3 separate regions of the Mus musculus genome follow, and regions 1 and 3 are each linked to region 2. A link is a loop called in an ENCODE intact Hi-C map of the cell type or tissue named here. Cell type or tissue: gastrocnemius. All regions are shown on one strand.

The links. Peaks named below come from ENCODE experiments on the same cell type or tissue, not always from the same donor. Only the 100,000 strongest peaks of a DNase experiment are listed, where the experiment ranks them.
Region 1: it touches region 2 in a loop (12-fold over the local background); 28 of 42 quality-filtered maps call a loop at or near these places.
Region 3: it touches region 2 in a loop (3-fold over the local background); 16 of 42 quality-filtered maps call a loop at or near these places.

The regions. Positions count from the first base shown.
Region 1 is chr6:101,530,496-101,538,495 of GRCm38, reverse strand. It overlaps Gm34335 (a long non-coding RNA gene), which reads right to left. Exons shown (of 2, transcript XR_869335.2): 2 at 1-1,306. Among named protein-coding and RNA genes, the nearest start is that of Gm34335, 15 kb to the right of the region's middle. In gastrocnemius, a CTCF peak has its summit at 3,909 (motif pointing right); DNase peaks (open chromatin) are centred at 3,937 and 6,842; H3K4me3 peaks cover 764 bases; H3K27ac peaks cover 1,362 bases.
Region 2 is chr6:101,263,407-101,271,406 of GRCm38, reverse strand. The region is part of intron 3 of Pdzrn3 (PDZ domain containing RING finger 3); the gene reads left to right. Among named protein-coding and RNA genes, the nearest start is that of Gm33934, 4.5 kb to the left of the region's middle. In gastrocnemius, a CTCF peak has its summit at 4,387 (motif pointing left); a DNase peak (open chromatin) is centred at 4,397; H3K27ac peaks cover 1,503 bases.
Region 3 is chr6:101,613,424-101,621,423 of GRCm38, reverse strand. No RefSeq gene overlaps it. Among named protein-coding and RNA genes, the nearest start is that of Gm34335, 98 kb to the right of the region's middle. In gastrocnemius, a CTCF peak has its summit at 4,404 (motif pointing right); no DNase peak of the experiment used is centred here.

The DNA of each region.
Region 1 (8,000 bases), 270 kb before region 2:
GTATCTTAGTCTCTATTCCTAGTGGATGGTTTTCATTGGTTACAATTGTCTTCTTGGGTCTGATTGTAAAAATCTTGAAATTAAAACAGAAAGGCCTGCAATACCCTTCATCCCTGCCAAAGTGAATTCTTCATAACAAGAGACAAAAGAAAACTCTAGCTGATCATCCCGGGGGAATGGAACTTGGGAATCCTTTGCCAAAACTATGATGAAAGCAAGACTTCAATCAGAAGGTGGCTTTTATCCTTGGAGACATCAGTAAGCTGACCTTAAGAAAACTTAGTTGTGCTCTCTTTAGCCTTAAATGTGTGGGAACCAGACGCGTGTCTCCATAAGCCAGGATTTTTATTACAGAACTAACCCAAACTCCTCAAAGAACATCATAAATTCACAGTAACATGTCCATTGAGACTTTTACTTAGAAAATGATGGGAAGATACACATATTTTCCTAGGCTAGTGTTCAGCCACCACCATCTAAGAGACCATTTGATGACCTAGCCAATGGCCTTTAGTGGCTTTCTATTTGGTCTGTCCTTGATTTTGTACATTTATTGAACCAAATCCACATATAGAAAGTTTGGCCCGAGAGAGCCACTTAGTGAGAAAAAGCAGAGCCCCACAAATCTAGAGGGTGTCTCTGTTAAAAGAACTAATGAGAACCATGAACTTGGAGAACTGTAAAAACAGTGCACTGTCTTTGGAAACTAGATGTATTCATCCTTAAGGCGCTTAACCTTAAACCAGATGCCAAGAAGCGGCCATCTGATAAATAGTACTGGGAAAACAGCCAATAAATATACAGAAAGTTGCTTAACATCACTAGTCATGAAGGAACCTTAAATTAAAATCACAGTGGGATAGCATTCGACCCATCAGACTGGCTAAGTTTGAAAAGATATACCTTACTAAATCGCATTCTAAAGGATGCGGAAGGGGTGGTTTTTTGTAAACTGCAGGTGTGAACCAAAGTTGGAATATTGACTCTTGAAAGTGTTTACCATTGTCTTTTACAGTTGTTGTATGGCCTGGCAATTCCTCTCCCCAGTGTCTGCCTATGTTAGTTACTGTTGTTGTTGTTGTTGTTGTTGTTGTTGTTGTTGTTCTTGTTGTTCTTGTTGTTGTTGTTGTTGTTCTTGTTCTTGTTCTTGTTGTTCTTCTTGTTCCTATTGCTCTTGTTGCTATAACACAATACCTGAAAAAGCTACTTGAAGAGTCTTCTTTTGCTCACAGTTTGAGGGTAAAGTCCATTAGAGAGAGCAACGGGGCACAGGAGCAACAGCATGAGGTCCTGGTCACCTCAGCATCTACAGTGAGAAAACAGAGAGAGATGAAAGCCAGGGCTCAAAGAGATGTAAACACTTTCAATTTTTTCTTGAGTTCAGGAAATCAGCCAGTGAGATGATACTACTTACCATGGGGTGGGTCCTTCATCCTCTATCAACCTAACCTAGAAACACCCTCACAGGCATACTGAGAGATTTGTTTCCATGGTGATTCTAAATCTTTTGAAGTTGACATCATGAAAAGCTAGGCCTTCCAACAAATCTCTTCATCTTTAGAATAAGCATAGATGAGGTTGTTTGTGACCACTGGAAACTAAAAGCAGTCTTCAAATGCTCACCAACTCTGAAGGCTACATCTGTGTCCCTGATCCTGCAAGGGAATGTAAGTGAGTAAGCTACACATGAAATATGGGAATCCCACATTTAGTATTTTGTAGAAGTACAGAAGCAGGAAATTCATCCTATTCCTTTTGTTCCAAGTTCAGATCAAGCACAAGTACAGGTTAACCTCAGCTTGTTCATGTGTAAAAATAGACCTAAGACTTCTTATTCCAGGAGTTTTCCTTGGGGCTTCTAAAAACATTGTTCTTTCTACCCATAATCCTTTGCCATGTCCCCTTCCCTCTGATTTCTTAACTTGGATAATACCTATTCTTCTTAGAGATACACAGGCTACTGTCTCAACACTTGCGGTGACAGTCATGTGTTAGCCATCCCACATCTCTGTCCTCTTTATGTCATGCCAGGTGTCATCCCAGTTATAAAATAGGAAGTTATGTGGACTGAATGAAAAGAAAATATTAAAGGACTATGGAAAGATACAACATACCATGGAAGTCTGGAGAAAACATCACAAAAAAATACATAAAATCCTGATTTTGAGAGATTTGGGTAAGAAATGTGTTACTGCTACACCCACATCCATTATCAGAAAAACAACATGCCTAGTCACATCTGTGAGGTTTTGCAGTATAGAAAATCAAGCCCTGACTATCCAAAATGCCCTGGGGAAGTACAGAAAACCATGGTTTGATCCATTGTTTCTTTACCTTCCTTTCCCAAGGCACAGCAGCATCTACGAGGTGAGGAATCCTATCTCAACATTGTTTCTTCTTTACACTTAGCACAATGTCTGACACACAGCAGTAAATTTTGTAAATATTGTTGACCAAATGAATACCTAATGAGATGTAAAGTGTTTGACATAGCTCCTGTGTTTCAGAACACACAAGAGGGGAAAAAAATGTGTTCTTTAATGCCAAGGGCTATATCACATGCTCTTTGGTGTCCTTAATAGTATATCAGGTGGTTAGTATATGTGCAGCAGTGTTACTTAAATGATTAGTTGAATCCATGAATTAGTGAGCATGGATCAATTTAATGCAACTCTAGGAGGTTACATACAAGGGACATCTTTTTAACAAATGGCTGAGTAGATGATGGGAGGTCAATTGATGATCCAGAGAGGCAGCTGAACCCTACCGGGAGGGGAGTGTGATGGTTGATATTGATTGACAGCTTGAGAGGATCTAGAACCACCTAGGAGATAAACCTCTGGGTTTGTTTGTGAAGGAGTTTCTAGATACGGCGTTCTAGATGCTTGAAGACCTATGGGCTGGGGTCCTGAACTGAATAAAAAAGAGAAAGCAAATTAAGCTGCAGCAGTCAACATTCTGGTTTGTGGCCGCAGAAATGTGTAACCAGCTACCTGGCACTCCTGCCCAAATTCACTTCCTGTCATGATGCACTGCATCCTCAAATTATGAGCTAGGATCAACCCAATCTTCCTTTAGTTGTTTTCAAAGGTTATTTTGTTTTAGCAAAGAAAAAGGCGACTAATGCAAGGAGCATTAAAACATGTGATGGACATTGATGATTTGGGCATGGGTTGCCTACCACCCATTTTTTCATTGAAATTTATTTATATACACGTCAAAAACAAATGCTTCTTTCTTCTCCTCATTCACTTCTCCACATTGATACCTCTTTCTTTTCATCCAGCAGCTTGATCATGTGGAGATACCCAAAACCCCCATGTGATTCTCATCTTAAAGCACTATATAAATCTACAACCTTCTATATAGAGAGCCCTACTTATGAAAGCTCAAAATCTCTCATCTCTTTGGCTATTTCTGATTACTCAAGATGTCAACCCAGCTTCTGAATTCTGATAAACAGCACTGATTAGTCTACCAAGATTTTTCATTCAAATGAAATTATCGGGCTCTATAAAATTATAATAGCTCTTTGGCCCGGCCCTGTGGCTTCAGGTATAGTGTTAAGAAAGATTCAAAAATGGGTTTGATTCAATAAGTCAGCAACTGTACAAAGCCTGATCAGTGTCCACAAAGATGCACAGTTCCATCATTGACACAGAATGACAGCCCTTTGTTAGGGAACACTTGTCATGAATCAGCTAAATGAATCTAGCTAAATGAGAATTTGAAAACACCCAGATGGCTATATTTATTGGTACAAAGATGGAAATTCTGAAGCGTGGTAATGTTCTCCTCTCCAAAGTAGAGTAATTTTAGAATTACTCTTAATATGCAACTTTAAATCATGCGAATTAGAACAATGAGCCACAGCATCAGAAATCCTGGTTCACTGCAGATAAATACCAGGAGGTGGCAGCATCTCCTTCGCCGTGTGATTCTGAACTTTGAGGCCATCAGCATCTGAAAGTTAACAATCTCACATAGCAGAGCAGCTGCCCAATTTGTTGGCTATTGTAATCTTTCTTTTATGATACACTCTTTCTCTTTTAAAAGAGATCCATTTAGCCAATATAGCCTTTAAATATGTGCACAATACTAATGATCTGTAAGCGGTGTGCCAACTCCCCCACGCCCTCCTATTTCCTTTCTGTTGGCTTTTATATGAGCAAGCCTTTGCATGTCTAATTGTATGGAGACAATTAGCTGACTATAAAATGCTGCCCCTCCCCCCAGTAACTTGCATGCGCAACTACTTACATAAGAATTCACTCACATATACTGAAGTCCTGCAGTAAAATAACAGGACCGAGGATTTATCTGAAACATCCCACATCCTGGTCCCTAAACACAACACCACATAACCATGTTACACTGTCAGATGATTTCATTTTGCTTTCTACCTGTTTTTTATATAAAGATGAAATGGCTGAAGTTACTACTGTCTTTCTGGTAGCATTATTATCAGACATAAATCCAGCAGTGAATGAAGTCAATATTAACTGAGTCTCAAATGAGGGGGCAGCAAATACATGCTAGGCACTGCTAATCATAGGTGGTAATGCCTCAAGGAGGGTCCAGTCTCAGGCTGTGCTCCTCAGTATAGGAATCACAAGCCTTCTAAGCTTTGGGAGTTGACAATTAGCATTAAAGTAAAATTTAAAAAAATCCATTCCTTGGGTACAATGGCCACACTTCAAGTGTTCAATCACAACCAAATGTCTCTAGTGGTAGCCGTATTAGAAACACAGATGTAGGAACTTCTACCATGACTGAGTTCTATTGAACAAGGTTGATCAGAAGGACCATCCAATTCATGGGAGTCAGTGATTAGTTTAGAATGTACTGTTAGACTGATATATGCAGGGGAGCGAGCGGGTAGGCTAGGGAGATGTCTCATTGGATAAAGTGCTTGCTTATACAAGTGTGAGGATCTGAGTTCAGATCCCCAGAACCTATGTAAAAGGCGAGCAGTACAGCAACTGTCTTTAATCCCAGACTTGGAAGCCAAAGACAGAAGATCCCTGGGACAAGGTGGCTAGCCAAACTAACCGGAATTGATAGATAAAGGCTCGTTAAGAGACCCTGTCTTGATTAATAAAGGGAGGACTGATTAAAGACAATACTCAGTGTCAAACCTAGGGCTCACCCACAGACATGCTCCTACATACATGCCAAAATGCATATATATACCCTATAAGCACATTCCACACACATGAAAACAAAACAAAACATAGGTAACATAAGAAGAGTGACAAACTCTTTGCAACAGCATTGAAGAAAATAATATACATATAGATAGATGAATATATGTGTGTGTATATATATATATATATATGTGTGTGTATGTATATATATGTATGTATATATATATATATATATATATATATATATATATATCTTCAATTAAGGAAGTTTTGAAGTTCCCCAGTATCCTGAAGCAAAGGTAAAGTCTGTGGAAAGATGCATCATCGACATGATTGAGAAAGACGAAAGGCCACAAGACGGTCAATGCCTGTGAGCTTCTCTGTATTATGGAAAGATAAAAACTGAGTGGCAAGAGAGTTTGTCAGGAAAAGAACAGGGGACTGTGAGGCAGCATCACTATGTCACTGTTTTGAGCACTGAATGTGTTAGCTCTTCTTATTCAAACAGAATGAAGGAATTAATAGTGGCCCCTTTATTCTGGGCACAGAAACAAGGAGCAGAGCGACTCACTCTTTCCACAACAGTGTCTGAGTGGAAAATGAAACCTAGTTTTCTTCGGTCTTGCTCAGAACCTCCCAGAACAAGACTGCTTTCCCTGACACATACCACACAGGACTAACAGGAGACAGCCCACTGGCCGTGTCACCAATAACATAGCTGGCCCTGTCACACCCTTATCTATCCCACTCCCTACTGAGGCGTTCCTCCCAAATGAGGGGGCAGCAAATGCTTTCTGCCAAAGTTAAAGCATATTCAAGCCGGCTTTGAACCCGCCTCCAACTTTCTGTGGTTACAGTTCATCGTCTGCTGGCAAAATGGGACTTCCTGGTTCTAAGATTAAAAAGACTTGGGAAGAAAAGGGAGAAAAGTGAACGACTTACATGACATCAATTGACTCTTGCAAAACAAAACCCTGGTGGGCAGAGCATCCCAATTATCCCAATTACATTTCTGAGAAGTGTACACACTTCCAAAGGTTTCAATAGAACAGGCTTAGAGGGAATATGTTTGGGGTCTCAAGACCTTTAAAAAGAGTTAGAGGCCAAACACAGCACATAGTGAGGACTATAAAGATTTTTTTTTTGGTAAGGATGAGAACGTCAGGCAAGAAGCGCTGTTGTAATCCCGTGTTCCAAGAATTGCTGGTCTTTCATAAGAGCGGAGGTAGGGATAGTGGGGGAGGGTGCAGGCTGAGCTCATCTTGTGGTTTTATTTAAACTGGAGTAGAGAGAATCAGCTTTGCTTTTTATTTCCATACAAATGCTCAAGGGGCCAGAATCCTCTCACATTCCTAACTCAGATCATTTTAGCAGTAATCGTTCTGAAATAAAAAATGCACCAAAGATGCAAGTTACTTCCTGGTAAAGAGTTACCAAGAGAGACCAAAGGAGCACATAGCAGGCTCCAACAACCTAGGGTTCAGAGCCTCCTTTTCCTCCCAGATGGCCAATTATTATTCATGTGACAACACCTCATACAATTTGATAGAGGAGAGCCCCAGTCAGGCCAAATGCTCACCTGCTTGGGACTCCATCTTTCTTTGTCATCTTGATTAGAAACTTGGGGGAAGGGAGTTGGCCTCTAGGGCACAGGGCAAATTTTCTTTAATAATGGCTAAAAGAAAAGGAGGGTGTAGCTGGGCATCCTGCCACGTGCTGCTGTGACTTAGCTTGGCACCTTGGTCATGTTGCCTGACAAATTTTAAGCTCCATTTCCTCATTAGTAAAACTGGGAAATCCCATAATATTTCCCAGTGTCTATGAGGATCAATTTGAGATTGCATGAGCTGTAGCCTTTGTGTACCTAGCGAAAGACTTGACATACAAAGGAAAGGTCTGGTTAATGAGGGCCGTGGTGTTTGTTACTGCAGGTCTAACACAAACTGACTAGTATATTGCAGAGCTGGGAAAAATGACTAGTCTCACAGATGAAATCATTTTCAAGTTCCTATTGTCTATCCCATCTTCATTAAGAAAAGAAAATTGGTGAAGACACCTGAGCTCAGCTCTTTATGGAATATTTAAATATACTATACACTATTAATAATTGGCTTGGTCTCTAGAACTCAGTCATCATTTGTAACTGAATATTATACCCATTGAATAAAAACTCCTCTCCCTCAGCATCCACAACCACCAATTCTGCTCTCTGTTTCTTTGTGTTTGACTATTCCAGATGTCTCACACAAATGGGTGCTAACCAACTTTTTAAATGTAGCATAGTATCCAACACTTCATTGATATTAGTCCATGTGGGAAATGTTTCTTCTCGTTAAGAACAGAATAATATTCTATTATGTCATATTACACATCTTATTTATCAATTCTCCTTTGGGTGGGCATTCAGTTGATTTCTTCATTACCATGGCTTTTGTGAAGGATACATTGATGATCAATAAGAATAATGATTTGACTTTTGATATCTTATTTTGTATTATTTGGGAAAATCCTCAGGAGAAGTGTTGTTAGATTAAATAACCATAACATTGTTCTATATGCTTTTCCATGGTAGGAGATTAATATTACACTCTACCACACATTTCTCCACATCCTTACCAATCCTTATTATCTTTTGTTTTGCCTGTTGTTTGTTTTAAAACCATCCTAACAGATTTAAAACAGTATCACCCTGGAGAGTTGTGAGTGTCTCTTCACAGAACTGGTAGCATTTTCTGTAACCTTGTTGGAGAAAGGTCTGCTCAAATCCTTTGCGTATTTTAAATTAGTTTGAGTTTCTGTCTGATTCTTTGTTTGGCTCTGTTATATTGTTTTGGTTTGGTTTTTTAGTTTGGT
Region 2 (8,000 bases):
ATATCTAGTTATCACTGTATTTGTTAAACTACATGAATACCCCCCACGTCCATAGGAAGATAGACAATTTGGAGACTACTAGGTCACAGGGGCTTTTCAACGTTGAATTTTTAGCATAGAGATGGAGAGTACTTTCATTTTAGGGTTTAAAACAATTTTGAAAACGTTGTCAAGGGTTCAATGTGCTTTAAAATGTGTTTAAATACAGGGCATGTTGGCTCTGAGGCCATTAGTATAACTCTACCTTTTGCCTTTAATATGGCTCTAGCCTGTAGCTGAGGTTTGATAATCAATGACAGTAAAGCTTCGCTAAGCCTCCAAGAGACTGTTCCCACCTCTCATTTACTATAATAGGAAAGTTAGGACAACTTGAGTTGTCTATATATTTCAACTCTATTTTTCCCCCTGCTCAAAAACAAGTAGAGATCGATTTGAGCTTTATAGATGCAGAGAGTTGTGTATCCCTGAAGGAAAGCTACCCTGAAATCCCCTTATGACACGATTAAATGACTGCCTTTGGGTTTTATGTCCCCAGGATATTGTCCACCCAAATACATGCAATGGTAAAAGAATGTGGACCACTCATAGCGTGTATGCTTGAGCCTTCTGCACAAGGGTTTAGGAAACTGGCTGCAAAGTGTTTTATTGAAGCAAGACAAATATTTATGAACAATTCCGAATCATCTGTTTTGAAATGTAAAGTGTGTTCGGAGTGGGGGTGGAGGCCCAGGTGTTTCCTGTCTGAACTTGGACGGGGTCTCTGCTTCCAGAGGTTTGTGGGACTGTGCCTTCTCCCAAGAAACCCAGAGTCCTCCAGCTTCCCCGTTAATGCCTGCACAGTGGAGCATGCTCCTTCCAGTGGAGGGGGAGTTAACACATAGATGGGAAGGCTTCTCGAGAGCTGGGGAAATGGCTCAGTCAATGTGCTAGCCATGCAGGGCGAGGACAGGAGTTCCATCCCTAGCAGTACAGGTATGGTGGGGGCAAACTTTTAACCCCATCCCTAGGAAGGCAAAACTCAGTGGATCCCTAGGGCTCCCTGGCCAGCCTGCCTAGCTGAATTAGCTGGCTCAGGGCACTGAGAGTTCTGATCTAGGAAAACAGAACAAAACAAGGTGGATGGCTCCTGAGGAGAGTGCCCCCCCCCCAGGGTTGACCTCTGACCTCCACATGCACATGCCCTCCCTGTGCCCTGCATGCAAGAACATGCACACAGTGCACATGCTCCAAGCTTTTCTTAGCCATGCTGTTAAATTTGTTCCTTAATTTGAAGGAAAAAGAAAAAAGTAAAAAACAGGAAAACTGTGAGCAGCAGCTGAGTGTGAACTTCTTCTGCGAGGCCATAAGCTCCGGTCTTGAACAGAAACCTGTTAACCAGGGTTTCCAACCTGGCCTCCCTGACTTCTGCCTTGTTATGTCCCTGGTTCCTGTGAAATGGAAATATTATGTATTCACCCAGATGTTTGGAAGCCATCCATGTCAATATGGGCCGTTGTGATTTAACTGTCAGCCCCACAAGGCCCTGCTCCCGAAGGAAGGCTCCTTTTAAACTGAGCACAATGAGGTATCTGTTTTACATGCGCCCAGCAAGCTTTGGTTCAAATACATGGATTTCTTTTCCGTTGGCCAGCAAGCTGGGGTGTTGTTGTTGTTGTTATTGCTTTTTGTTTTTGTTTTTTGGGTTTTTTTTTGTTTGTTTTTTTGTTTTTTCCAGCATGCTCTGTTTTGTCTGCTGGTGCTGTGGATGGAACTTCACTGCAGTAAGAAACAGGACCGTTGTTTTTTGTTTCCATTCCATGAGCTGCCCAGGGACCAGCTGCCCCAGGGATGTGGTTTCAGGGGCCTTGCTGCTGTGAAACAGGAACTATGAGGAAATATGTCCCAAGCGCACAGGAAACAGCGTGAGTGCAGCAGGATTTGCCCACCTGCAGCCGAGCTTGGTCCTCTGGCTAAGAAATGGGGCCAGGGACTGACTACCAGGCCTCACTGGTCTCCAGTATTCTTATACAGACAGGACTGTGTGGGCAGGGCAGCCCTGCTTCCTGCTTGGGCCCTTTTTATTTTTATTTTTGCATTGACTGAAGTTTCTCCAGTGGCTTCATTCTCCGGAATGGGCAGAGTCTAGGGCACACAAGGCTAAGGGCTTGTTTATTTGTTCTTTTTATTGGGAGAAAAGGATGGTTTTTAATAGAGAAAAGCAAATGGAAGAAACTCAAGTCACGGGGCTTGCTTAGCATCCCTGGTAACCTTTGTGCTGCACCATCTTTAGTGACTTGTTTTTCTCCCTCCATCTTTTGAAAAACGTAAGGTGGAAGTATGTTGATATTTTCTTCTTAGAATTGTACATTGTGCAGAACTTGAGCCATCTTTCAATGCACCCCCGTGCATTCCCTGCACACCAGACACCTCCTCACCTCAGAGGTCTGCCTGTCTCTGTGCTTCCGACGTGTGTTCTTCCCACTTCTGTTGGGTACTCATGTGATCTCCCAGATACCTCCCTGGCTTGGGCATCTTTGTGATGACAGAACATTAAACGCTAACCATTGGTTGTTGCGGGATATTGAGTTTGCCTCCAGCTCTGCTTGCTTTTCCAGGCAATGCTGCTCTGACAACCTCATGTAGTTTTTTTCTTACAGCACTAAAGGATTTCTTCTTAGGTGGACAATTAGAAATGCACTCAGATCCTGGGTAAAACCAGTATAAAGGGCCCTCCCTTTACATTCACGAGAACCATATTCACTGCAGCCATACTTGATTCCTGGCTAAGGACTTAATCAGCAGAAGAGACAGGAGGCACAGAGGATCCAATAGATGCTTAAGCCAAGAAGTTCACCAAGCTGGTTGCTAACTCATGGGGCTATCATCAAAATACTTGCCTTTCATAGGAAACATTTGTTGGAGGCCTGCTTTCCCCCAGCCCCACCCCCAATGTCCAACAAAGGAATCAGTCACAGTAAAAGAAACAAATGGCTTTTTGTTGTTGCCACTCCTTTCAAGATAATCCCTTGTTGTCAAAACATTTGCAACTGTGGCTTTCAAGGAAAGGATGGGAGGGAGCCCTGGCCCTTGTGTCCCCAGGTGGAAACATTTGCTGGGTGGTGTTCTTGTCTTGGAGCACACCCCCATGCCGGGAAGCAGGGCTGGAAGTTGTCTGTTTGCTATTTATTCAGGTGTCTTTTGGCAAGAATTGATTGTCCAACCAGAACCAACACCTCCTGAGGGTCATTGTGCCATCTGAAGGCACAAATGCCCAAAATCCTTATTTTAAATGTGAGTTCTGTGCAACTCTTTTGTCTCTTAGGGGACAAATTTGGGCCCTTTGGACTCTTGGCAAGGCCTATCAGTGAGTTAGTATGTGTTGAGATCAGGCCTGCCTTGAGCCACGATACCACAAGACCCAAAAGACCCCATCCGCTCTATCTAATTGGGTAGCTCAGTAGAAGGGGAAACTGAGGCAGGCAGGCAGGATAACTTCATGAGCTTCATTCACAGACAGTGGAGCCATTCAGAGGCAAACAAAGAGCAGAGGACATCTTCTTGGCCTTGCCAGGGCTGTGCTCATGTCTGTCTGTGGCCTGTGAAATGTCCTTTAGCACATAACGTGTCACCTTAAGGGCTTGTGCTGTTCTGAGAGCACACCGTGCCAGGACCAGGAAGGAAAGCCGTTTCCTCTATGAGGCTTGGAAAAATAGGAAAGGAAAGAGTCAAATACAGAGAGATGTAAACAACCAAGTATGTCTTTGCATTAAAAAAAAAAAAATCCTTATTTATATCCAGCCTCCTTCTATAAAGGATTTGGGTCAGGCAGCTTCTGAGAGTTAAGTCCTATAGCAAGCTCCCCGGGTGGTGAGGGTCCAATAGCCATTAAAAATACACTTCCAGATAACAAGTGAGGAAGGCTGGGTTGGGGGACTTGTTTTTGCTGTAAGAAGTTTTAGGTCTGTTTAAAACCACAGTCATAATATGTAAATAAAACCTCAAAGGGACACAAGCTGTTCATTCAACTGTTATTTATTTTCCTTTCTTGCTCCCCCTCCAACCCCCACCAGTCCCTCCCACCCACCCGGTTCACCCCACCCCTAGGTTTGGAAGACACAGGGGGGGGGGGCTTGGTTATAACTAGGAAAATAGACAGAATAGGAAAAAAAAATGATTTTTCAACTTCTCAGTTCTAGCTGTCATGCCTTTCCATTGCACACGGGTGTAACAGAAACCCCTTTCTGATTGCATTTCCCGGAAACTTAAAAAGAGACTATTTGTAATCATAATTCAGATTAAAGGAGAGCCTGTGTAGGGACTAGTACCTTTAGATGACAGGTTTGGAAGTTAAGAGACTGCTTGCCTGGTCTTTCTAAGGATGGAAAAACCACCCATTCCTAGATCACCCCCTAGTGGCCCCTCATGTCTGTGCAAAGGAAATGGCAAGGCTTGTCCTAGCTCTGGAAGCACAGCAGCCTATTGCCTCCCTCCAGGGTGGAACTAGCTGTCATGTGACACCTGGTTGGAAGCAAGTATGGAAAAACTTGGGCTGGCTTTACTGTGCAACTCCACCTGGTCTGTCTGTCTGTCTGTCTCTCTCTCTCTGTCTCTCTCTGTGTCTCTCTCTGACTCTCTGTCTCTGTCTCTCTCTGTTTCTCTGTTTCTCTGTCTCTCTCTCTCTGTCTCTCTCTCTCTGTCTCTGTCTCTGTCTCTCTCTCTCTCTTGTCCGTTCCTGCCACCAGATTTTGCTTTGTTTTGAGACAGGGTCTCCTGTAAGCCAGGTGGGTCATGAATTCACTTTCCAGCCATAGATACCCCACCTCCACATTCTGAGTGCCAGAATTATGGGTGTGTACTACCATACCCCGTCTATGCAGTGCCGGGAATAGAAGTTAGAGCTTTGTGTGTTCTAGGCAAGCAGACTACAACTAAGCCATATCGTGAGATTTTTGGAGACTGATGTAAGTTTGGCTTAATGTGTCCAGCCCTGGATCCGAGTAAAGGATGCCGTCCCAGGAAATAACTTGAGCCAATGCCTTGATTGTTCTAATTAGATCTAGTATGATAGAACTCTATAACTTCCCCCAAGTTACTGACATAGGAAAGTTCATTAAAAAAAAAAAAAAAAAGATTAAAATCTCTCAGTGAGAAACTTCTCACAAGGCAGAAGAAAAAAAGCAGCCTGATACTTCAGTGCTTGTCTTCTGTGCGTCTTGCAGAACAGTCTCACCTTAGCAGTATACCATAAACTAAGGAGCCATATCTTTCCTCACAGGTGGGTTGGGCTTCAGAGTCTTTAATGGCTGTACAGTATCCATGTGACTCTTCTGTAGGTTAAGACATTGGGACCTACAAGAGATAACTTGGTTGTGAGGGCTTCTCCATCATACACAGGGCTTCTCCAGGCTGCGGCCATAGCTCAGTTGATAGCATGCTTGTCTAACACACACAGAGCCTTAGCCCCAAACCCTAACACAATGTAAACCAGGCATGGTGGAGTGTGCCTGTAATCCCAACACTCCAGAAATGAATGCAGGGGGGGCAGAAGGTCAAGATCACCTTCAGCTACATAGGGAATTGAAAGCTAGCCGGGGCTACGTGAAGTCCTGTCTCAAAAAGAAAGGAAGTGGGGAGGGGAGAAGGAGGGAGGGAAGGAAGGAAGAGAGGAAGCAAGCTGGCTTTATAGAGCATAGCGCTGGCTGCCATCTTCAACCATGTGCAGATACAGAGGGAAGATCTTCACACCCAGAGCTGACGCCTTGACCTTAGGGCTGCTGGTGTCTAGAGTATGCCCTTTATAAACTCTATGCTCTGCCTGTGCTGCTGTTTGACTTTATAATTATTCTGAAGTCACATGGAATATGTTATTCCAATGGAGACCTTTGGCCCTTCTCATGAGTTTCTTTCACTACCAGCGGGTGTCACAAGCTGTGGTCTTTTGGCATCTCTGTTGGTTGGGGTGGTCACGGGTGAATGTGTGTCGCACATAAATGAAGGTGCTGACCATTTAGAGCAGTGAGTCTCAACCTGTGGCTTGCAGCACAGATATCCACGTTATGATTCACGACAGTAGCAAAATTACAGTTCTCAATTAGCAACAATAATAATTTTGTGGTTTAGGGGTCAGCACAGCATGAGGGATCATATTAAAGGGTTGAAGCCCTAGAAAGGTTGAGAACCACCAGTCTAGAGGGGATGGAATGGCTCTTGAGTGACTGGAATTAAGCCAGAGGCAGAGCATTCATCATCAGGGAGGGACAGGTTGGGGAGTCAGCTGGGGATGGGGGTGGGGGTGGGGGATGGGTGGCTCTCTTAATTCCATTTATTGCTTCATCTGCTGGACTGCAGTTCACTTTATCTTTACTGTCTTTCTGCCCAATTTTTCAAAAATGATGTTGAAACCACCTATAACCTTAACACCTTGAAAAACATACAGCCCTTTGCTACTAAATATGTGCCAAAGGTTCAAAGTAACTTTTATAAGTTATCCAGTGATTTGATTTGATAAGTTTGATGATAGGGTATTTTTCAGAAGGTGGATGGTTTGACAGTCTTGATTTGGGGCCTTCTTGATCTACTGGTTTGTCAGATGGTTTTCCCCTAATTTAATTCCCTGGTGTTCTGTAACTTTTAATTAAGAAAGAGGCGCTGCTGTGTTATTATAATTTCTAGTTTGTATATTGTAGTCCAATACTCTTAAAACAGCAAGAAACTTGGTCACGTAAAGAGCATACTATGATCAAGTCTTGTGAGTTTTAATTCTGAGCAAAGTCCTACACGCTGGACCCTGAGACAAAGGCTAAGACCAGAGTTTGTGTGAAGGGTCTGTCAGAGGGGGCACCTCTGACATCATTATTCATGAAAACCAGCTACATAAAGTGGCATGCATGTCTAGAACGATAACTTATTTCTTAATTAAAAGAAGAAAATCTTTGCCTTCAGCTCCACAATCCCATACTCTTAAATTCTGCGCCTCCACCCTCGGGTGTCACGCTGTCTGAGAGTACGAATGGGATTTGACCGTAAATCAAAACCTCAGTGGACTGTCATTTGCAAAGAGCCAGGAGCAATGGCTGCAAAAACTATTTTCCATATCCCAAGCACATTCATGTAAGAATATGACTGATGTGTTTTTTCAAACATATTTTGAGGGAGTTTTCCAGGAAGCCCTTTGTGGATCTAAGTCCTATATCCAAGTTGTGTTGATAAATATTACAAGTTACATTATCTACATAATGCTTAAGCGAAATAGCTACAAATTCTGATTTTCATGCAAAATGTGCCTTGGATGGGTATCAGACCTAATACAAAAAGAAGATGGTATGAGATTGAAGCTGTGTGCTGCTCATTGGTGGATGGTTGCCTAGCCTGTTGGGGGGCTTTTGCCTGGATTTCACACCCAGCAACCACACCTCCTACCCTCTCTGCACATGTGGTAGATTTTGGAGATGAGAAAAGTGCTTAGTGCAGGGAGTGGTTGAATGGAAGACTTACTTCCCTTTCAAACAGTGCATCACCCAGAAGACAGAGTCCCTGCAAACCAGGTCAGATGGATCAATGGTTGCTGCCCAGCAGGGGCTTGTCAAATGGTTGTCCGGGAATGACTGTGGCGATGTGTGGGAGGCCCTAATCCAGTCTGCTGCCTTGGTGGAGATGTTGATTCCAGAAACATAACATTCACTGTTTGGAACCAGAAAGGTTGTCATGGAGATGGAAATCTTCCTGGTACCATAAAACCCCACTTGTCATCAGGCTGAAGCCCGGTATTTGCACAGGTGGTTCTGCTAGCCTAGAAGGGCCAAGGAAAAACAAATCTTTTCTTCCTGAATGGAGCCTTTATGTGTCTAAGAGAATACGATTCCTTTCCTAAGCCATTCAATTAACGACCCATTATCAACTAATTAAATCCCATGTAAATTTTATGCGAGTTCCTTTGCCACTTGTACCACACAGTTGCTGACTAACACTGTATTCTGTGCTATCTTTTTATAGAGCAGTGCCTCTCAGACCTGTGGGTCGCA
Region 3 (8,000 bases), 350 kb before region 2:
AACATGATAAAAGCAATCTACAGCAAACCAGTAGCCAACATCAAAGTAAATGGAGAGAAGCTGGAAGCAATCCCACTAAAATCAGGGACTAGACAAGGCTGCCCACTTTCTCCCTACCTTTTCAACATAGTACTTGAAGTATTAGCCAGAGCAATTCGACAACAAAAGGAGATCAAGGGGATACAAATTGGAAAAGAGGAAGTCAAAATATCACTTTTTGCAGATGATATGATAGTATATATAAATGACTCTAAAAATTCCACCAGAGAACTCCTAAACCTGATAAACAGCTTCGGTGAAGTAGCTGGATATAAAATAAACTCAAACAAGTCAATGGCCTTTCTCTATACAAAGAATAAACAGGCTGAGAAAGAAATTAGGGAAACAACACCCTTCTCAATAGTCACAAATAATATAAAATATCTTGGCGTGACTCTAACTAAGGAGGTGAAAGATCTGTATGATAAAAACTTCAAGTCTCTGAAGAAAGAAATTAAAGAAGATCTCAGAAGATGGAAAGATCTCCCATGCTCATGGATTGGCAGGATCAACAATGTAAAAATGGCTATCTTGCCAAAACCAATCTACAGATTCAATGCAATCCCCATCAAAATTCCAACTCAATTCTTCAACGAATTAGAAGGAGCAATTTGCAAATTCATCTGGAATAACAAAAAACCTAGGATAGCAAAAAGTCTTCTCAAGGATAAAAGAACCTCTGGTGGAATCACCATGCCTGACCTAAAGCTTTACTACAGAGCAATTGTGATAAAAACTGCATGGTACTGGTATAGAGACAGACAAGTAGACCAATGGAATAGAATTGAAGACCCAGAAATGAACCCACACACCTATGGTCACTTGATCTTTGACAAGGGAGCTAAAACCATCCAGTGGAAGAAAGACAGCATTTTCAACAATTGGTGCTGGCACAACTGGTTGTTGTCATGTAGAAGAATGTGAATCGATCCATACTTATCTCCTTGTACTAAGGTCAAATCTAAGTGGATCAAGGAACTTCACATAAAACCAGAGACACTGAAACTTATAGAGGAGAAAGTGAGGAAAAGCCTCGAAGATATGGGCACAGGGGAAAAATTCCTGAATAGAACAGCAATGGCTTGTGCTGTAAGATTGAGGATTGACAAATGGGACCTCATGAAACTACAAAGCTTCTGCAAGGCAAAAGACAGGTCAATAAGACAAAAAGGCCACCAACAGATTGGGAAAGGATCTTTACCTATCTTAAATCAGATAGGGGACTAATATCCAATATATATAAAGAACTCAAGAGGATGGACTCCAGAAAATCAAATAACCCCCTTAAAAGATGGGGCTCAGAGCTAAACAAAGAATTCTCACCCGAGGGATATCGAATGGCTGAGAAGCACCTGAAAAAAATGTTCAACATCCTTAATCATCAGAGAAATGCAAATCAAAACAACCCTGAGATTCTGTCTCACACCAGTCAGAATGGCTAAGATCAAAAATTCAGGTGACAGCATATGCTGGCGAGGATGTGGAGAAAGAGGAACACTCCTCCATTGTTGGTGGGATTGCAAGCTTGTACAACCACTCTGTAAATCAGTCTGGCGATTTCTGGAAATCAGTTCCTCAGAAAATTGGACATAGTATTACCGGAGGATCCTGCAAAACCTCTCATGGGCATATATCCAGAAGATGTCCCAACCAGTAAGAAGGACACATGCTCCACTATGTTCATAGCAGCCTTATTTATAATAGCCAGAAGCTGGAAAGAACCCAGATGCCCCTCAACAGAGGAATGGATACAAAAAATGTTGTACATTTACACAATGGAGTACTACTCGGCTATTAAAAAGAATGAATTTATGAAATTCCTAGGCAAATGGTTGGACCTGGAGGGCATCATCCTGAGTGAGGTAACACAATCACAAAAAAACTCAAATAATATGTACTCACTGATAAGTGGATATTAGCTCAGAAACTTAGTATAGTGAGATATAAGGTACAATTTGCAAAACACATGAAACTGAAGAAGAATTCGTTGTTTTTAATAACTTAGTAGTACACCATTGTGTGCAGAGCAGAGACTGAAGGAAAGGCCATCCAGAGACTGTCCTACCTGGGGATCCATCCCATTTACAGTCAACAAACACAGACACTGTTGTAGATGCCAAGAAGTACATGCTGACAGGAGCCTGATACAGCTGTCTTCTGAAAGGCTTTGCCAAAGCCTGACATATAATGAGGTGGATGCTCGCAGCCAACCATTGAACTGATCATGGGGCCCCCAATGGGGGAGCTAGAGAAAGGACTGAAGGAGCTGAAGGGGTTTGCAACCCCATAGAAAGAACAACGATATGAAGCAACCAGAGCTTCCAGGGTCTAAACCACCAACCAAGGAGAACACATGGAGGGACCCATGGCTTCAGCTGTATATATAGCAGCAGATGGCCTTGTCAGGCATCAATCAGAGAAGAGGCCCTTGGTCCTGTAAAGGCTTGACGCCCCAGTGTAAGGGAATTCAAGGGTGGGGAGGAGGGAGTGGGTGGGTGGGGGCACACCCTCATAAAATCAGGAGGAGGGGGAATGGGATAGAGGGTTTCTAGGGTGGTGGAAATCAGGAAAGGGGATAATATTTGAAATTTAAATAAAGAAAATATCTAAGAAAAAAATCCCCCATAAGCTATCCTCCCAATCTGCAATTGCAACACTTAGGAGACTGAGGCAGGAGGACTGCTGTAGACTACATGGTGAATCTAGACCAGTCTGGGCTATAGAGTAAGGTGTGTGTGTGTGTGTGTGTGTGTGTGTGTGTGTGTGTGTGTCACTGTAATTACATTAACATGTTTAAGAATAGCCTAGTTTTATTTTTAACTGATCTTCCATAAGGTAGAATAGTGTATCCTTTTGACTCTGCATTTTTCAGCTCTTGTTTTAGCTGAGTACATAAAAATATTTACTTAATGGGTTCAATTTAAACCCATAAGTGATTTTAAATTTAAGATAAAATTGAAGGCAATCTAAGCCAACATTGCTTTTATGTAAAATATAAACAGGTATAAGAATATATGGATAAAAATAAATATAATCCCTCAGCAGTAAAGAAAACACTAGCAGTGTTGCCAATACATGAGATTTTGTTTTGTTTTGTTTTTCTTTGTTTTGTTTTGTTTTTATCAAAATCATGTCTTTCCACTTGCTGATTTACAAAGTGATGCACGCAGGTCAGAGTCTCTCATTAGCTTCTCTGCTATAGTGCTCAGATTTTTACCTTCCCTCCTGTGATAGTTTGAGCAGATATGACCTCCATAGACTCATAGTCTCATATGGCCCATAAGAAATGGCACTATTAGGAGATATGAGCTTGTTCGCATAGTCGTGGCCTTGCTAGAGGAAGCATATCAGCGTGGAGATGGGCTTTGAGGTCTCAGATATGCTGAAGTTATGCTGAGTATGGCACACAGTCTCCCTCTGCTGCCCGAACATAAAGATGGACAACTCTCAGTTCCAGCACCATGTTTGTATGCATGCTGCCATGCTCCTGCCATGATGATAATGGACAATCTTTGAAACTGTAAGCCAGCCCCAGTTAAATGTTTTCCTTTATAAGAGCAGCCATGGTGATGATCTCTTTACAGCAATAGAAACCCTAACTAAGAAACACACCCATCTCACCCATTTCATGAAAATGTAGGCTTCCAACATCTACCAGTTCTTTGACATCTGGCTGCAGCAGCAGCACACGGCAAGCCTGTTGATACACAGCTCACTATGGCACCAGATTCAGGAGGATGGGCAAAGCCCACATCTATCCATCTCCAACAAAGCCTTGGGTTTTACTCATGACCCAAGAACAAGTGAGAAGCTGCTGATTTGTACAACAAAAGCCTACTGAGCTGAATATGTGGACATCTGCTGGTAGGCAGATCCCAAGTGCGTGGGAGTGGCCCACACACATCTTCAAGCATCTTCTATAAAGAAATGTTTTTGACTGAGTACATCACAGGCCTTCCTCTCTATGTGGACTGAATAAACTACAAGTGTTCTCTGTTGAACCAACAGAGAAAGGGATTGTGTATCTATACTGAATATGTTAATCTTTTCTTTGTTGCCTTCCCCCAAAATAACACAGTTTGAAAAGTATTTGCATAGTGTATGTATGGCATTAGGTATTATAACTACTACAAAGAAGACAAAATAAAGGCATATAAAATTTTATGTAAGGGACATGAGTATCTAAAAGTTTTGGTCTCTAAGAATCCTGAAATTAATTCTACACACTCGCCAAAGGATGTCTGTATTAATTAGCAAGAATGCAATAGTAGATTTGGAGCCTTCAGAGACTCTAAGTAAAAGGTCCCTTTCCGAACCCATGTAATTAATTTGTTTTATGAGTGTTGCAGCAGCCCATGACTACCTGCAGATGGCAGAATATCCTAGCATAATTGCCATCTTCTCCACTGACTCCACTTGTAGAATAATGAACAACCTGCGGTGGGGTTCTGGAAACCATGGTGCATTAAGAAACAGTAGTAGGAAACACTTTACAGGTCAACAGGTAAAATGTTCAAGAAGAGGAATGTTTCTAGCAACCCTGTCACTTACCTGACAGACCCTGAGAAAGCAATGTTTACAATAATGTTTATTGTTAACAGGAATTAAATATCTTATGCCAGATTATGTTTTAGTGCCTTTAGCTGAGTTCTGCCTCTGCTAGCATGCACACCAGCACTGAAATGTTAGTACTCACTCCTGCTAAGTAGAAATCTAGGGGTCAAATCCACTCCCCACTCCCACCTTGGAGTTCTGTTTAGACTCTGCTTTCATAACTTTCTACATATATCCATGTACATTGAAAGTGTCCCCTCCTACCCCTATGTCCATCTCCTCCCTTCTTGCTACCACCCCCCCATTCACTCCTGATGCTTTTTATAATTTTCAGTGGGTTTGATTCACATTCCTTTGTCATAGGAAAACACGTAGAATTAGAAGAGATTAATTCACATGTTTAAAAAGGCAAATCCTCTTAGCCACGCATGCTATGTCATGAGTTAAAATGTGGCCCTCAGAAGGACAGTTTAGTGACCTAATCTTGAGCACCCATCTTGATAAGCCCAAGATGACAGGATCTTTGCAAATGTAACTAAGATTCAAGATGAGGTCACCCTGCATTGTCAGTGCTGGAGTCTAGTGTCAGAGGTCCTTATGAGAAATACACACAAGAAGGACTAGCAGAAGAACAGGACATATTATGACAAACAGAGAGATGTAAGTTATGAAGGCAAGTAGATTCCTTGAAGTCTCCAAACCTGGATAAGGCAGGAGAGGGTTCTTCACTGGGGCCTTTGGAGAGAGAGAACCCAGCTAACCATGTGACTTGGATCTTGTGACATGAAATACTGAGTGAGCAAATTGCTGTTGTTAGAAGGCTCAGAGTTCAGGGTGACATATAATAATGGCCTTAGGAAATGAATCCATTTTGTGATTAAAAATGAAAGCTAAAGTTTAATGAGGACTTAGTGAGTGCTGGTCATGTCCTATGCACACACAATCTCAGTCTTCATGAACAGTGTTACTTCAGTCCTGTTAGTATCCCTATGATTAATAACAGTTTTACTTGTGTGTGTGTGTGCATGTGTGTGTGCATGTACGTGTGTGTGTGTGTGTGTGTGTGTGTGTGTGTGTGTGTGTGTGTGTGTGTGTGTTGCAGTACATGTGGAAGACTGAGGACAGTATGCAAGAGCCAGTGCTCTCCTGCCACAATGAGAGTCCTAGGAATCAAACTCAGATCATCAAGATTAGTGCTGAGCACCTTCAGTCTCACCTATGACCTCAACTCACCAGCCTAAGATCCCTATTTTTTCAAGCCAAAGCACTGAAATCTACAAAGGTCACACTGCTACCATTGTGGAGACTCAAGTCTATGTGTCCTTGACTCCAGTCTTTAATCTGTCTACTTCCTTGGAAGGCCTCTTGAAATATAACTAGAGTAAAGGATATTCCTGAGTTGTCATATGCCTGGGGCATACCTTTTTAGTGAAGGAAGAATTAACACAATCAGATGGAATTCTTGCTCTTAGCAATATTGCTTCAATGCATGAATCATACGATGACCTTATCAAGAAGGCTGAGGACATCACTTTGTACTAGAGTACTTCCTGAGCATGTATGAAATTCTGGGTCCCATCCCTGAGACCACAGGGAGAAAACAAAGATGACATAGAGAAAACAATAAAAACGTTCATAAAGTGTAGTACAATTTGCTTGGAAGAGCATGTTCAACCTCATAGTTATTTTTTCTTTTCAGATGTCAGGACAGTTTTTATGTAAGAAGTTTTCTTCTGGATTCTCCTTTGAAAACCATAAGATCAAGAATTGACAAATGGGACCTCATAAAATTGCAAAGCTTCTGTAAGGCAAAAGACACTGTCAATAAGACAAAAAGGCCACCAACAGATTGGGAAAGGATCTTTACCGATCCTAAATCAGATAGGGGACTAATATCCAATATATACAAAGAGCTCAAGAAGATGGATTCCAGAAATTCAAATAACCCTATTAAAAAATGGGGCACAGAGCTAAACAAAGAATTCTCACCTGATGAATACCGAATGGCTGAGAAGCACCTGAAAAAATGTTCAACATCCTTAACCATCAGGGAAATGCAAATCAAAACCCAGTCAGAATGTCTAAGATCAAAAATTCAGGTGACAGCAGATGCTGGCGAGGATGTGAATGCCACTGCACAGAGTGGTCGGTGTGTCCTGTTCATGCTAGGAGAAGGGGGAGAGCTAAGTAGTGTGGTTTAAGCACACAAAGGACAAGTCAGAACTACTTACACTTTCTCTTGAATGTGAAATAATGTTGAATTTCTGTCTCTCCCTCTCCCTCTCCCTCTCCCCCTCCCCCTCCCCTTCACCCTCTCCCCCTCCCCTTCTCCCTCTCCCCCTCCCCCTTCCCCTCCCTCTCTGTCTGTGTATATGTGTGTGTATGTGTACCTCCATGAAAGTATGTGTGCACATGGAGGCCAGAAGTGAATTGCAGGAGTGTTCAATTATGCTTTTAAGATAGTCTCTCTTACTGGGACACAGGACTCAGCAATTTTGCTAGACTGGTTATCTACTAGACTCAGGGTTTCTCCTGTCTTACCTCCCATACTCTGATTTTGCATGGGTCCTGAGATTCAAACCTAGGACCTTGTGCTTGCTCAGCAAGCACTTTGCCAACTGAGACATTCCCTCAACACCCACCTCTTCAGTGTCGTATTAAGACTTGCTTTTGAGGACAAGAATCTTGTGAAGCACTTGACTTCACCCTCATGTGATTGTCCTTCCATGGCAGGAACAAACAAACCTGGGAGAAATGGCTTGCCTAGATCATTCTCTTTCTTCTCACTAACTTCCAAGTGCCTGGTGTCTTTCTACAGTCTGGAGCTAAGTCACCAACATATGGGGCATCGTTTTTCTCTGAGTTCTTCTTCCTCCCCTTTTGCCAAAGGAGGGCAGTTTAATTCATGGCAGTTAGACCCATTAATTATGGTATTTCAACCTACGGTTCTGGAGGAGGTTTTAAATTACAGCTTATATGTACTGAGGGGCACATCATCAACAGTCACAGGAAAGACTCCCTTTACGCTGACCCTGCTACTGTCATTAAGGCTAGGGTTGTTTTGTAATTACACAAAATATATGTATAAGGAATCTGCACTACAGTAGAGGTTTTCTAAAAGCTATTAGAGTCTCATAATATGGTCAGATAGCCACACCTTGAGGACTGAGGTCATTCCTCCAATCCAACAATCCTGTGTATGAGACAAACACTAGACACAGGCTAAAAGAATTAAGCAATGGCCCTTGCTTCTCTGCAATTCAAAACTTATTTTCTGTCCAACATAATCCTGCTACAGAAGAAGACTTAACATTAAAATGCTTACCTGACCCCCAGTCTCCTGAAATACTCACTTGTTCTTAAACCAGCAAGGCATTTGCAATTACCTAGACCACTAACAACAACCT